2 separate regions of the Homo sapiens genome follow, and region 2 is linked to region 1. The links are chromatin contacts, found by Hi-C or POLR2A ChIA-PET in ENCODE. All regions are on one chromosome and are shown on one strand. The core of a region is the stretch at or near the end of the contact, and the rest is flanking DNA. Distances in the headings are between cores, read along the strand shown.

Evidence for each region. Hi-C counts contacts between places; a loop is a spot of excess contacts on that map. ChIA-PET counts read pairs that join two places held with the same protein, here RNA polymerase II (POLR2A). Pooled maps may share reads with other maps.
Region 2: a loop to region 1 is called in a map of PC-9, with 31 times the contacts of the local background. The contact joins the promoter of HOXA9 here to the enhancer-like site in region 1. A Hi-C loop is called at or near these places in 3 of 168 maps with a recorded cell type or tissue (HCT116, PC-9 and psoas muscle), 1 of 37 single-sample maps with no recorded cell type and 13 of 50 pooled maps. POLR2A ChIA-PET finds 5 or more read pairs at or near these places in 1 of 52 experiments (GM12878).

Annotation. Positions count from the first base shown.
Region 1 is chr7:25,567,695-25,570,394 of GRCh38, reverse strand. No RefSeq gene overlaps it. Among named protein-coding and RNA genes, the nearest start is that of LINC03007, 220 kb to the left of the region's middle. Within about 2 kb of position 1,359, at least 5 of the 41 ENCODE cell types and tissues checked have a DNase peak (open chromatin) inside an H3K27ac peak, as active enhancers do.
Region 2 is chr7:27,164,130-27,166,829 of GRCh38, reverse strand. HOXA9 (homeobox A9) reads left to right here and starts at 1,293. Exons shown (of 2, transcript NM_152739.4): 1 at 1,293-1,952. The coding sequence starts at 1,373. HOXA10-HOXA9 (HOXA10-HOXA9 readthrough) reads left to right here. Exons shown (of 3, transcript NM_001433944.1): 2 at 1,863-1,952. RefSeq lists enhancers at 1-154, 1,003-1,879, 1,880-2,700.

The DNA.
Region 1 (2,700 bases), core at 110-2,609:
AGCTTGATTTAATGATTTCACAACGTATGATGTATATCAAAACATCATGTTGTATACCATAAATGCATACAATTTGCATTTGTCAATTATATTTTAATTAAGCTGGAGAAAAAGTAACTTTAGAATAGGCCTCTCTAATAGAAATATAATGCAAACAACACAGGCAATTTTAGTTTTGTTATTTTTCATTTTAATTTTAGTTTTTGATATATTAATTTTTATTGATTACTTGTTGAAATGATAATATTTGGGATATATTATGTTAAATAAAATGTGTTATTAAAAATAATATCACTAGGTTCTTATATTTTTAAAAGTGTAGCCTCAGAGTATGAGAAGCAGCCTGAGGTAGACCAGGTAACAGTCAGAAGGAACTCAGAGGAGGAGGTCTCAGATGTGTGGGAGGCAGGAAAAACTCTATGAAGGAGGTGGCTTTGAGATTGGGCCTTGAAAGATGTTATCAATACAGGAGTTCCCCCTTATCGGTGGTTTTGCTCTCTGCAGTTTCAGTTACCTGTGGTCAACCATGGTCTGAAAATATTAAACGGAAATTCAAGAAATAAACAACTCATTAGTTTAAGTTGTGTGCCATTCTGAGTTGCCTGATGAACTCTCTTGCCGTCCTGCTCCATCCCTTCTTCATCACAAAAAGAAAAAGGGTGAGTACAGTACAATAAGATATTTTGAGCCGGGTGCAGTGGCTCACGCTTGTAATCCCAGCACTTTGGGAGGCCGAGGAGGGCGGATCACTTGAGGTCAGGAGCTCAAGACCAGCCTGGCCAACATGGTGAAATCCCATCTCTACTAAAAAAAAAATACAAAAAAATTAGCCGGGCGTGGTGGCGTGTGCCTGCAGTCTCAGCTACTTGGGAGGCTGAGGCAGGAGAATCGCTTGAACCCTGGAGGCGGAGGTTGCAGTGAGCTGAGATCACACCACTGCACTCCAGCCTGGGCGACAGAGCAAGACTCCATCAAAAAAAAAAAAAAAGATATTTTGAGAGAAAGAGACCACAAGTAGGTAACTTTTACTGTAGTATATTGTTATAATTATTCTCTTTTATTATTAGTTATCCTTGTTAATCTCTTATTGTGCCTAATTTATAAATTAAACTTTACCATCGGTATGTATGTATAGGAAAAAATATCACAGACATAGGGTTTGGTACTATCCGTGGTATCAGGCATCCACTGGGGTTCATGAAACGTATCCCCCTCGGATAAAGAGGGACTACTGTAATGCTATTGATAATTGATGACCGCAATATCGACAACACCCACTGTTTATTACAAGCTTGCCACTCGTCGGTCACCCTGTTAACCGCCAGGGGTCGGTAGCGAGGCGGAGATGGACTTTCTGAATGCGGAAACACCAGCAGTAGCGGCAAAAGCAGAGACCTGGACAAAGGACTGTATACACTTGGAAGTATCTGAGGTGGGGGTGGGAGGTAGGGGACAGGAACGATTAGGTGTTAAACTCTTACGAAGTAGAAGAAAAGGCAGGAAGGCAAGTTGGAGTCAAGTTTAGAAGCATCTTCAATGGGAAGGGAAAATCTTTCTACCTAGTTCCGTGAGAAAATGTGGTGATAACAAAACACTTTGGAAGCGCTTTGTGATACCTGCTGTTCCAGTGTCCAACACGCACTGACTCACTATGAGAGAGGTACCAATGCAGTCACGTGAGGTGTCACTACGGGGAAATGTTCTGACACGTGCATGTTTAGCGATTTCAACGCCGTGTGAACGTCATAGAGTGTATTTACACAAACCTAGACCCAGAGTGTATTTACACAAACCTAGACCACAGAGTCCACCACACCCCTGGGCTGTGTGGCATAGCCTATTGCTCCTTGGCTACAAACTGGAACAGCGTGATACTGTGCTCAATACTGTAGGCAGTTGTAACACATGGTATTTGTGTATCTAAATATAGAAAACGCACAGTAAGATACAGCAGTAGATTTAAAACAAATGGTACAATGGTAAGTGTATGGGACACTTACCATGACTGGAGCCTGCAGGACTGGAGGTGGCTCTGGGTCCATGAGTGAGTGAGTGGTGGGTGAATGTGAAGGCCTGGGCATGACTGCACTATTGTAGGCTTTAGAAACACTGCACATTCAGGCTACACTGAGGTTATAAAATATCTTTTTCTTTGTTCAATAATAAATTAACCTTAGCTTACTGTAACTTTTTTGCTTTATAAACTTTTCAATTTGGACTCCTTTGTAATAACACTTAGCTTAAAACACAAATACATTGTGTAACTGTACAAAATATTTTTTCCTTATATTCTCATCCTATAAGCTTTTTTTCTATTTTTAAATGTGTTTATTTATTTATTTATTTCCTTTTTATATCACTACCTTCCACTCCCACATCTTATCCCATTGAAAGGTCTTCAGGGGCTAGAACACCCATGGAGCTGTCGTCTCCTGTGGTAACAGTGCCTTCTTCTAGAATGCCTCCTAGATGACCTGCCTGAGGCTGTTTACAGGTAACTTTTAAAACCATAAGTAGATAGAGTACACTCTAAAATAACAATTAAAAGGATAGTATAGTAAATGCATAATCTAAAATAACAATTAAAAGGATAGTATAGTAAATGCATAATCTAAAATAACAATTAAAAGGATAGTATAGTAAATGCATAAACTAATAACATAGTTTTGATTGACATTGTCACGTATTATGTACTGTACA
Region 2 (2,700 bases), core at 44-2,543, 1.6 Mb before region 1:
GCCCCGTAGGTAACCAAGGCGAGGCCCGGAGTAGCAGCTGGAAAGGGAGGAAGGAGCCCTGAAAGGCTCACGCGGCCCCGGGACAGGCCACATCGGTGCGGGCCTCCCAGGTTCCGGAGCTGCGGGGTCTCTTAGGCGAGGCTGCCTTTTCCCAAACCGAACTTGCCTTCCATTCATGCCACTTGTAGTTTTTTCCCCAGCTGGGATTCACGGAGCGCAACCAGGCTTGCAGCGCTCATGGTTAGAGCCTCTGAGGCTGGAGCACAGGGCTGGGTCGCCAGCCGCCTGCGCCTGGGAATCCTGATTGCCAGCTGATGAGAAAGGCGGGCTGGGCGCGCGTGTGCGTGGGGTCGAGGGCCGGGGACCGAGCGCGCCGCACAACCAACCAGGCCCTCAAAACCTTCGCCCTGGTGGCGGCTGGCCGCTCCCTCCTGGCCAGCTCCTCCGTGGGGTCCTCGTAGCAAAGGCGAATTTAAGGGTTGCCCGGGCGCCCCTCGCTCCAGGCGGGTAGCTGTGGGGACCTACACCCGCGGTACTCCCTGAGCGGCCGGTCCCTGCCTGGAGTGCCCTGGTAGGGCCGGCGGCGGCTCCGTTTGGGACGGATCCTGCGTTGAATTTGACTTTTCGAGGGCGGCCGCGGGTAAACTCGCCTCTCCCGGGGACCGCAGGGATTATTTACAGGGAGCTCGCCAACCAAACACAACAGTCTAACCTTTCCAAGTCCTCGTAAATTTTTACAGCTGGGAGCCACGGCGAGGCAAACGAATCTGTTGGTCGTTTCCGACTTCCCGCCAGCCTGTGTGGCTTCTGAAACAATAACTCCTTATGAAATATCATAAATATAGATTTAAATACAGTAGAGCGACAATGCGATTTGGCTGCTTTTTTATGGCTTCAATTATTGTCTAATTTTATGTGAGGGGCTCCGCTGGCCGCACTCGCACGCGGGACCCGCGCCTTCTTGATGGCGTGATTAATTGTGATATAAAATAGTCCGCTTAAGAAGTGTGTGTATGGGGGGGGAGACGGGAGAGTACAGAGACAAGGCTAGATTTGATCTTTTAATCGTCGTTGGCCACAATTAAAACAAACCCCATCGTAGAGCGGCACGATCCCTTTACATAAAAACATATGGCTTTTGCTATAAAAATTATGACTGCAAAACATCGGACCATTAATAGCGTGCGGAGTGATTTACGCGTTATTGTTCTGCTGGACGGGCACGTGACGCGCACGGCCAATGGGGGCGCGGGCGCCGGCAACTTATTAGGTGACTGTACTTCCCCCCCGGTGCCACCAAGTTGTTACATGAAATCTGCAGTTTCATAATTTCCGTGGGTCGGGCCGGGCGGGCCAGGCGCTGGGCACGGTGATGGCCACCACTGGGGCCCTGGGCAACTACTACGTGGACTCGTTCCTGCTGGGCGCCGACGCCGCGGATGAGCTGAGCGTTGGCCGCTATGCGCCGGGGACCCTGGGCCAGCCTCCCCGGCAGGCGGCGACGCTGGCCGAGCACCCCGACTTCAGCCCGTGCAGCTTCCAGTCCAAGGCGACGGTGTTTGGCGCCTCGTGGAACCCAGTGCACGCGGCGGGCGCCAACGCTGTACCCGCTGCGGTGTACCACCACCATCACCACCACCCCTACGTGCACCCCCAGGCGCCCGTGGCGGCGGCGGCGCCGGACGGCAGGTACATGCGCTCCTGGCTGGAGCCCACGCCCGGTGCGCTCTCCTTCGCGGGCTTGCCCTCCAGCCGGCCTTATGGCATTAAACCTGAACCGCTGTCGGCCAGAAGGGGTGACTGTCCCACGCTTGACACTCACACTTTGTCCCTGACTGACTATGCTTGTGGTTCTCCTCCAGTTGATAGAGAAAAACAACCCAGCGAAGGCGCCTTCTCTGAAAACAATGCTGAGAATGAGAGCGGCGGAGACAAGCCCCCCATCGATCCCAGTAAGTGTCTCCTCCCTTCAAATCCGCCGCCGCCTCCACGCCGGCCTCCCGGATCTGCTGGCCCGCCAGGTTTCTCTCGAGCCTGCCTTCGTCCTCGCTGGAAGCCTCTCGAGTTGGGGCCAGGAGCCAGAAGTTGGTGTTTGGGACGCCTCAGATAGGGCCCCAAGTCTGGAGAGCAGTGAAGAGCGGCCCGCAGGGCTACGGGAGAGGAGGCGGCTGCTGCAGCGAGAGGGGGCGGGGCGGGCACTTCGGGACGAGCCAAGACTGGCCGCCCCTCTCCTTGGCTGCCCAGGCCCAGGACCGAGATACTTTGGGCCGTTCTTCGAAAGCAGTGCAGCCCAGAGAGCCTTTTGTACAACTAGATTGTCCGTGAGCGGCGGCAGCCAGGGCAGCCGGAGCTGGGACGCTGGGGGAGACGGCCGATTCCTTCCACTTCTTGCCTTCGGCCAGTGGCGGCGTAAATCCTGCCAAGATGAGGCTGCGGGCGACCCGGGCCACAAGGGTCCCCATGACAGATTATTCAAATAAGCCACAGACGTGATCAGCGGCCTTAGGGCGCCCTGACGGCTTGCCCAGCTCCGAAGGCCTTCCAGGAAGGTTAAATAAGGAGTGGGGGGCGTAGAGGGACAGGTTGGGAAAGAAAGACGAAGTCAGTGAACGGGACAGAGGAATCCTAATCTTGCTACAGAACACAAGGCAGCATGCTTTCCCTCTGCGTGGCAAGGAGACCTGTTTCCAAATTTCATTC